Regions from separate parts of the Homo sapiens genome. Here region 2 is linked to region 1. Evidence: read pairs that join two places in POLR2A ChIA-PET (ENCODE). Cell type or tissue: GM12878. All regions are shown on one strand. Links, peaks and the distances in the headings refer to the core of each region. The heading gives the core; the rest is flanking DNA.

What was found. Peaks named below come from ENCODE experiments on the same cell type or tissue, not always from the same donor. Only the 100,000 strongest peaks of a DNase experiment are listed, where the experiment ranks them.
Region 2: POLR2A ChIA-PET joins it to region 1 with 6 read pairs; 1 of 35 experiments calls an interaction of 5 or more read pairs at or near these places.

The regions. Positions count from the first base shown.
Region 1 is chrX:49,922,554-49,927,881 of GRCh38, reverse strand. CLCN5 (chloride voltage-gated channel 5) reads right to left here and starts at 5,286. Exons shown (of 15, transcript NM_001127898.4): 1 at 5,090-5,286; 2 at 4,400-4,475; 3 at 2,568-2,711. The coding sequence starts at 2,583. RefSeq lists a silencer at 4,975-5,024. In GM12878, for the core only: no CTCF peak of the experiment used is centred there; no DNase peak of the experiment used is centred there; H3K4me3 peaks cover 843 bases; H3K27ac peaks cover 115 bases.
Region 2 is chrX:51,800,452-51,805,296 of GRCh38, reverse strand. It overlaps a transcript of MAGED1 not described here. Among named protein-coding and RNA genes, the nearest start is that of GSPT2, 59 kb to the right of the region's middle. In GM12878, for the core only: a CTCF peak has its summit at 1,759 (motif pointing right); DNase peaks (open chromatin) are centred at 1,876, 2,176 and 2,534; H3K4me3 peaks cover 1,567 bases; H3K27ac peaks cover 570 bases.

The DNA of each region.
Region 1 (5,328 bases), core at 786-4,785:
TAATGACTTCCAGTTCCATCCATGTTGCTGCAAATGACAGGATTTCATTCTTTTTATGGCTGAATAATATTTTGTTGAATATATGTAACACATGTTTTTTATCCATTCATCCAGTGATGGACACTTAAGTTGATTTCCTATCTTGGCTATTGTGAGTAGTGCTGCAATATACATGGGAGTGCAGCTCTCTCTTCAATACTGATTTCCTTTCTTTTGGCTATATACTCAGCAATGGGATGAGTTATATTACTATCTCCATTTTGTAAAGGAGAAAACTTCCACACAGAGAGATTAAGTTACTTGCCCAAGGCCTCGTAGCTACCAAGTGACAGAACCAATGGAGTAGAACTCAGACCCACACATTTAACTATCATACCACACTGCTTCCAAACTATCATCGTACTTTGCTGGTTACTTCAGAGGTTAGCCAAAACAAAGGATAAGCTGCAGTTATCCAAAGAGCTTACTTATATAGAATACTCCCCTCTTCACTAATGCTGGAAAAATGAGGTTTCACTTCAATGTAATTTTAAGCACATCTGATTTCAGGGCCTGGGCTTGCAAAATACATTATTTACTATGAAAATATGACATTTTGATTAAGAGTTGTTAAACATTAAAATGTTTTTATTGTAAAATAAATCATTAACTAGTAATGACATTTCCATTAACTACAGAGAAAAAAATACAAGCTCTTTATGCATCATTAGGAACAAAACTTTAGATCCCCATCTGTGCCAATATCAGTTCTGTACTTTCAAAACTGTCTTTGAAACATTGACCTGACAGTACATAGGTGTCTCAACCCAAACAGGTCATCCAAATCCAGTGCACCACCCCCATGCCCATCAGCTGCCTCCCATGCTCCCCATCTCAGAGAATGGCACCAGTGGCCCCCAGGCACCCAAGCTGGTAGTTAATCCAGGCCCATTTCTTGCCACATCCAGTCACAGAACATTCTAGAATCCCATTCTAACCTTACTGCCCCTGCTTCTGCTCAGACCCTTACCATCTCTCCCCTAAACTATTCCAGAAACCTCCTGACTGACTCCCAGTTTTCATCATTTCCAGCTCAGCACTGCTGCCAAAGTAATCTTTCTAAAACAAAATCTGATTATGTTACTTCCCTGTTTAGAATCTTTGTCTTCAGGATAAAGTGTAAAATCCTTCCTAGAACATACAAGGCTCTTTATTATCTGGCCTCCAACTACCTTCCCTGCTTCATCTGAGGTCGCGCCCCTACACATCTCACATGAGGCAAACAGAGCAACTTGGAACTTCCCAAACAGTGCTGCTCTGTCTGCCCAGAATGCAATTCTCTCATTTGCTCCTACTCATTTTTTTAGACCAGCTCAAAACTCAGACTTCATCAAGCTTTTCTCGGGGCTTCCCTTGCTTTTTGTACCTCTCTATTCTAACACTTATTCAACATGGCAAAATTATTTGTTTGTATGTCTGTCTTTAGATGACAAGGAATCTTCTAGCATCCTGCAACTTATTCATCTCTGTATTTCGTTTGTTGAATGAAATAATGTCTCAGGATTTAAGCAAGAATATCCAAACTGCTCTTGATAAATGCCCATTGTGTGAGTCAAAGGAAGCATACAGGCCAAATCCCGTTTCCATAAATGTCTTCTCATTGATAATCTTTATACATGGAAACTACTTGTTACATTTGTGTGCCTACATAAAGTCACAACCAACACAATGAAACATTTTTAAAAGATACATTAGACCACCAACTAACCAACCTGCTGAATATTTCTAGATATTCAAGCTATTTCATTCCACTCCATTTAAGTGGTCTTTAACTTTTTGTGGGTCACAGGCCAATTTTGGTAGTGTTTGTCTATCATTTCTTAAACCCACACTCACTTTTGATAACAATAAAAATCCCACATACCCGTGGAGACTCCTAAACCCTCCAAAGGGCACAAACCGCAACTCCGCTCAAAATAAAACATAACTTTGTATGTGGTAGGAATTCACAAGTTCATGAGAGATGTAATACATCAGCTAAGATACTACTGAGCTTTGCTCTCAGGTAGTTCATATTATTAAAACAGGCGTTTTCCTTCTCAATGTTTATATTGTATCAAATATAAACACTGTAACATTAAATATGCTCTTTCAAACTGCATACATCACAAAGTTTTTATTGGGAAGATGAAGCTGGAGAGGCAGTGACATCTGTCTCCCCAACCTTATGGTGGGGAATCTTATGATAGAAATTTGCCAGAAACAAATGAAAAACACAAATGGGAAAAAATATCCTGTCTCCTGGCATATAACCCCCAATGATCACTTATTTAAATGAAGGGAGTTCTTTTAAATGCTGCTGGCATGGCATTTTCCTACTTCTCCTACAACCCCACTTTTAAATAATTTAAACTTATAGCTAGCAGCAGCTTCTTTTTAAACTAATGTGTTTTGTCCCTGCAAAGACAAAGGGTTAAATTAAAGAACAGCTGGCTGCCTGCCATTGGCTGGGTGGGGAACGGTTGGGTGAGGGTAGAGAATAGAGTAGGAGGAAAAACCAGTTAGAAGAATAAGTGCTAATTTCTTACCCTGCCACATGGCCATCTTGATCCTATCTTCACCCACGCTGGGGTCACAGGCTGAGTTTCCCAGAGCCTCTCAGTTTTGTAGGGAGACTTGATAGAAAGGCAGCTATGTGGCCCTGTTTTCTCCAAGGGGCTAAAGCCCCAAACCTGAAAATGTAAACAGAAAAATGAATACCTAAAAGAAACTATACACTTCAAATGCTTGAAAATTATCTCCTGCTCCTCTCTGAACCTCTCTTTCAAAGATATGCAGGCATGGGTAGTGTCAAGTTTCCCTCTAAGCAGCAAGGTATCTCTGAAGAGAGAGAGATCTGGAGTGAGTTAATGTTGCCACTCAGTGCTATACATTTCTGCATGAATCATTAGAGCTTCAGTAAATGAGGTCTGAGTCTCAGTTGATGAGTTGCTGGATGAAATCACCGTTAAGCACCTTTCCTACCTTGAAGTTTCATGCTTTGGAGACTGAAGAGCAACATTAATATCCAGTGCCCTAACCAACCCCCAAAATACCCAACTTTACATTTAAAAATCAGTAGAAGGAGAGGAAAGTTTATGAATAAAGTTTGGAAACAGATCTTGTATAGGGGAAAAAAAAGGAAGCGGAATAAAAAGTGAAGAGTGATGATACCCTTTGAGTAGTAGTTCTCTCTCCTTGTGTCATTATACTTTCCCACCCTTTGCAAATTTCCTATAGTGAGCGTATATTGCTTTTATAATCAGGGGGAAAATGAACCAAAGAAGAAGAAAAATGTAAAAATGGAATACCAGTTTAAAGAAAACCAAATTAATTCAGCTAATTCCTGTTGTTAAAACTTCAAATCCAGTCCTAGGACAATATTTGCAAAGATATTAAAGGAGTTAGGGGCCGGGTGCGGTGTAATCCCAGCACTTTGGGAGGCCGAAGCAGGCGGATCACCTGAGGTCAGTTCGAGACCAGCCTGGCCAACATGGTGAAACCCCGTCTCTACTAAAAATACAAAAATTAGCCAGGTATGGCGGTGCACTATAATTACAAGTGACGCCTGTAATCCCAGCTACTCGGAAGGCTGAGGCAGGAGAATCGCTTGAACCCGGGAGGGAGGCGGAGGTTGCAGTGAGCCAAGATTGTGCCACTGCACTCCAGCCTGGGCGACAGAACGAGAGCCGGCTCAAACCAAAAAAAAAAAAAAAAATAGGAGCTAGGAATGGGAGAAAAAATGAGAGGTCTGACGACTTAGTTTGACTTAGAGGCTTAACACTCTGCTTGCCCATTTAAACAAGATCTCAGTTAATAAACTGGTCTTCCCTACTTAGCATACAAGCCAATCTGTTTTTTCTAAAAGTCTTCACCTTTTTGACCTGGTGAACATCAAAGTAGATTGTTATTTCCATATCTTTTATACAACCAACACCTCCACCTCCTAAGTGAAAGTGCTAAAGCACAAACACTGAAGGCTAATACTAGCTTGAGAATCGTGTTGGCCTTCTTTAATGACAAAAGGGTTAATGTGTACACCAGTCCCAAAACACCAACAGAGAAAAGACAGTGCTTTGGACAAGGAAAAGTTCGCGAAGTCCAAGAAAACTAGGAACTCACAAACTCCTAGGGTGAATTCAGCAGGAAAAAGCGCTCCGATGACTTCTCTGAGACCTGGGACAGTCTGTTTTGATTTGCCTTTTTTCTTCTCCTATTTCGCGTGCAGTTAAGAAGTAATGATCATCGTCCCGTGGGACTAGGCGAAATTTAACATCCCTGAAGTTAAACCCGAGCAGTTGCTAATAAATGTATGAAGTTTATGTAAAGTTGATTCGTGCTGGTTTTTTATGCTCCAAACTTCTAGATTTCCCTCACTTACTCGGGGCAGCTTCCACTGACGTTATCGCACGGGCACAGGTACAACTTCACTGGGAACTCCAGGCAACTGATTTGCTCTGAAATGTTAATCAAAGGAAACGTGCGTCAATGTAAAGGCAAAGCTTTTCCCGTGTGGATCAAGGCGCTCAAGAGCAAGGCTCGAAAGTCTGGAGAGAACCAGCTACGCGCGTTAAGTGGCAAAAGGAAAACAGCGCAGCAACTACTTTTCCGAGAGTTTCTCCACTTTGCTAAGACCCATACAAAACCAGCGGCAAGTCCAGAGCCGGAGGGAGAAGAGCCGGGCCTCGGCTGAGCTTTGCCAGCCTAAGTCACCCTACCCCAGTCCGGGAAAGGGGACGCAGGCGGCTAAACACTCCGATTCAAAAGCGGGGCGGGCTTGGCGCCGCTCCGCAAGGAAACTTCGCTCGGGCAACCCAGGGACCATAACTCGGAGAACAGGGCTGGGCTCCCGGGAAGACGCCGCTCAGCACTGGCTGGAACTAGCCTGTCTACCTCCTCTAAGCGCCGGGCTGCCAACGCCGGGCGCGGGGAAGCCCCATCTCCGGGGGTCCAAGCCAGCGGGATTGCGCTTCCCCTGTGTCGCTGCGCTTAGGGGGTGCTCCGGGGGTGGGCCGGGGGCCAGCGGCCCGCCAAGGACCTGTTGGGGAAGGGACAGCCCGTTTGCCTTTACCTGTCGCCGAGGTCCGGAGCGGCGGAGCCCGTGTCCGCCGCCGGTGGGCAGCGCGCTCGGTCGGCTCTGGCGTCCAGGACACCAAGTTGAGTGAGCGCCCCACGTAGCCGGCAGAGCTTCATTCACACAGCCCAGCCGGGGAGGAGGGGGAGCGAAGCGGGCGCGCGGCTCATGTGACAGGGCGCCTCGCGAGTATCGGCTCAGCCCAGCCAGCGTCTGCGCGTGCGCGCCACGCCGAG
Region 2 (4,845 bases), core at 104-4,103, 1.9 Mb before region 1:
GGAAAGCCATATTTAAAAGTTTTATCTTTTATAAACAAGCACTGAATTCATTTCACTTTACCGTACCAAATATTTATGGACAACATATTATGAACACAAAGTGGTAAGAGCAGCGAGAGAGATAATCAAATATCCTGTAGGATAGCACACAATGCACCAGCAATCAACAAACTGAGGATGAGGTGAATATGGAGATAGTGATATGTCTTCCTAAAGAGGCTGACAAGTCGCCTAAATGGTAGCAAGAAGCTAGCCAGGAGGAAGAGAATATGAGAAATTAATGTGAATGGATCAGGTTATTTGAGTATGCAGAGCGTTGAATTAATGCTATGCAGAAAAGTGACCACTAGGGGAATGGGAAGGTGGCCGCGGGTTAGGAAACAGAGTGAACAAATGCAAAGACTATGACATAAATCCTGTTTTCCCATTAATATCTGCATAGTGTGTGCCCTCAGTTCCTTCAGGTTCCTGCTCAAATATCACCTTACCAGTGAAGCCTTCCTGCCCATCCTATCTAAAATAGTAGAACCCGTCCACATTACAACCTATTACATATTTATTTCTTTTTTTGTTTTTTTCTTTTTTATTTCTTCATGTATTTTTTTGTTTCGTTCATTTAACACCAGTGCCACTTGCCAATATATATTGTTTATATATTAAGTTATTGTCTGTCTCCCAGCTATAGTTTAAAAGACTTTGTTTTTGTTATCCACTGTTGTATCTCCAGTGCTGAGAACACTGTCTGGCAAATAAAAATTATTCAATAAAAAATTATTGAATGAATGGATGGATGCACAGTGGGTTGAAACAAGTGTGATATTTAAATGCTGTGTAATAATGATTTGAATAGAGTATAAAGAGACATCAGCAATACTCTTTCCTAAGTGTTTTGGTGTCACAAAAGCTCTGCCTCATTGTTTATTCTTAAATAAAAACTATACATGGCCTAGAAAAGATAATCACCCCTTAGTCTGGCAAGCATAACACACAGGAAGGAGTCCACTGCTTATTCAAAGAGAACTTTGGTTAAATTCCTCGTTAGATCCTGATAGAGCCTGGAAAACTCTGATTCTCAGCATAAATTTAATGATCATTTCGGTACTGTGATTATTATTTAATAACTAATGTTCTCACAAGATAAATTTGACATGGTAACAAATGTAATAGAAAAGTACATTTCACATTGCAACAAATAGATTGTGTAATACTTGCAAAGCTCTCAGAAAAAGTCTTCGTCTGCAAAATGTCAGCTTGCTGTTTAATGTTGCTATCAGAGACCAGAAAAGAAATTGCATAATAAACTCAACTCATATAAAGTAATAAATTTGTGACTGGATGCCATTCCTGTCAACCATTTCACTGCTAAGAGAAGTTTTACAGGGGATGGGAAAGCTTACGCTGAAGCTGAAACCAGGTTACAGGTATAATCCACTATGTTTGCCCCCCAAAATCTGAGGATTCAATTCTATGGCAACATAAAAAAATAAATGCAATGTGTAGAAGACTGAAACCTGTGCAATAGTATCTAAATGATGTGTAATTTTGTTTAGAGTTAAAAAAAAAAAAAAAAAAGAACATCATTTGGACAAGTGCCTATGCCTCTTAGGGCTCTAAGGTTTCTGCTTCTTTGCTTATACTTTAAAAGAACCAAAAAAAAAAAAAAAAAAAAGCCTTGACCTTGAAGTCACACCTACTGTTGCAAAGTACGTAATTTACTGGTCTCCGCGGGAGGGGAACAGGAAAGACCAAAGGCCAGCAGGGGGAGTAAAACAGAGGGTAGGAAGGGGCTCGCAAAGAGTCGCAGGTTAACAGGATGGGGGGCAGAAGGCGGAGGTGAGAGGTAGGAGGTAGGAGTGACCTGTGGTAGAGGGAATGACGCTGGCTCAGACCAGAGAAGAGGATACGGGATAAAGAGGAGAGGTGAAGCATGACCAGGAGTCAAGCGGTTAAAGGGACCACCAGAGTGAGGAGGTGAGGCAGGAGCGGGCCCCCCATCTCCGGAGGAGAAGGGAGGAGATAGCGAGGCGATCAGAACCACAGGCGTCAGAAGCATCCTTCATACAACGCACGCGGGGATGAATTCTCCTTTCCACCCCACGTTGAGGCACAAAAGGAGGTTTCCCTGGAGTGTATGGGGATTTATTTGTGAGAATTACCAAGTCCCCTTCTTTACACTCACCTTGACGAAGAAGGCAGCAACGATGGCGTGACCGGAAGTGCTGTCCTCTTTTGTTTGGCGGAAGCTTTAGCTTCTGCAGCCGCTACCCCCTCCTTCACTTCAGGCAACTTCCTGTGCCTCTCTAGCAAGCTCTGCAATGCTCTATCTCATTGACTCCCTCCCTAGATCAACACCTACGTTGTGATGTAAACCGGCAGGGAGAGAGAATCACTAACTTTTTACAAATCCTAATTCTTGTCGTGCCAGGAGCTGCAGTATCTCTGCCAAATCCCTCATGTACAATTCGCCACCTCTCCTTGTTGATTCGCCTTAGAAATATCTCCCTTCATCTTAGTCCCTTAACTCAGGCCTCATTTTCTCTGTCTTGGATGTCTACAGTTACATATTTACCAAACTGATTTACTGTTTTCTGGCACACCACTTTTAAAAAGTTCATTTGTATTAGCGGTATACTTCAATTTCAAGCTTTTTACAAAAATCTTCAATCTAAATCATTTTTGCTTTGAGATCGTATCCAGAGTTACATACCATATTCAAATATCCAAAGAATAAACGTGGACTCATTTAGAAAGCATTCTTGCATTATTTTACATACTCCCCAAGAAAAGGAAGAAAATGAAAACTGAAAAAAAATGTTTCAATAATAAAAATCCGTACTCTGGTTAAATACTTTCAGAACAAGTTTAGAACTGAATTATTTATTGCCACTACCTCCAGAAAGTTCTCCTGGCCCCCAAATCTGCGCCACAATTCTCACCACAGGGGAGGATCTCTTGTGGTTATTTTTAGTCAGTCCACAAGTATATACTGAGCACCTACCATGTCCCAAATACTATGCTACACCCAGAGACACTACACTAGGATCCCAGAGCCTAGAGCTAAAGATGACATTTAAACACTTAAGAGCCTAGCATAAAATACGTGTTTATCAATGTTTGTTAAATGAATAAATGACCAAAATGTGGTCAGAGCAAAGAAGGAAACTAGCAATAAGGTCGGTCCTTAGTTTTGCTGGTACTTTTACAATTTATTTCAACAATTTGACTCACGTTCCCCACTAAGCACTGCTTTAGCTGCATCCCACCAATCTTTATATTTTGTATTTTGATATTTTTGTATATTGATTCTAATTTAGTGCAAAATGATCTCTAATTTTACCTTTGTAGTTCCTCCTTTTTTTTTTTTTTTTGAGACAGGGTTTCACTCTGTTGTCCAGGCTGGAGTGCAGTGGCATGATAATAGTTCACTATAACCTCAAACTCCTAAGCTCAAGTGATCCTCCTGCTTCAGTCTCCCGAGTAGCTAGACTACAGAAGCACACCACCATGTCCAGCTAATCTTTTTTTATTTTTTGTAGAGATGGGGTCTTGCTTTGTTACCTAGGCTGGTCTTGAACTCTTGGGCTCAAGCAATTCTCCTGCCTCAGCCTCCCAAAGTGCCGGGATTACAGGCATGAGCCACTGTCTCCAGTGTGTACTTCCTCTTTGACCCATGGGTTCTTTAGAAATGCATGTTTAATTTCCAAGTATTTGGAGATTTTCCTGTTATTTTCCACTATTGTTTTTTTAATTCCATTATGATCAGCAAACTTACAATATATGATTTCAGTTCTTTTACATTTGTTAAATTTTGTCTTATGACTGAAGATATGGTCAATTTGGTGAATGTTCCATGTACACTTGAAAAGAATGTGAATATGCATTCTCCTGTTGTTGAGTGAAATGCTCTATAAATATCAGCTAGAGATAATTGATAATATTCAGTTATTCTGTATCCTTGGTTATTTACTATGTAAAATATTATATTAATTATTGAGAGAGGAGTGTTTATGTCCCTGATTATATTTGTGAATTTGTCTATTTGTTCTTTCAGCCTCTGAGATTTTGCTTTATATATGAGGGGTCTTCAAACTGTTCATGGAAATACATATTATAAAAAAAACTATGCCTGGATTTCAAAAATTTTTTGCACCAAAATAAACACTAACATGTCCGAACAGGATCTAGCTTGAAGCGCTATGAAGGATAGGACATCAGTTTGAACAGAGCGCCTGTGAGAGTAACATGAATTCTGCTACAATTGAAACAAGAAAAACCTCATATTTATGGTGAAGCTGGGTGGATGCATGGTGAAATCATTGATGTTTTATGAAAAGTTTACAGAGACAATGCCCAAAGAAATCAGCAGTTTATATATTTTTTTGTAGTTTTAGTAGAGATGGGGTTTCACCACATTGGCCAGGCTGTTCTCAAACTCCAAGCTTCAAGTGATCTTCCTGACTTAGCCTCCCAAAGTGCTGGGATTACGGGTGCACACATGTAATCCCAGCTACTCAGGAGGGTGAGGCACAAGAATCACTTGAACCCAGGAGGCAGAGGGTGCAGTGAGCCAAGATTGTGCCACTGCACTCCAGCCTGAGCAACAGAGAAAGACTCTCAACAAAAAAAAGAAAGAAAGAAAGAAAGAAAGAAAGAAAGAAAGAAAGAAAGAAAGAAAAAAGAAAAGAAAATTTAAAAAATGAAATCAGCAGTTTACAAATGGATAACCTGTTTTAAGAAGGGATGAAGGCCAGGTGTGGTGGCTCACATCTATAATCCCAGCACTTTGATAGGCCAAGGAGGGAAGATTGCTTGAACCTAGAAGTTTGAGACTAGCCTAGGCAACAT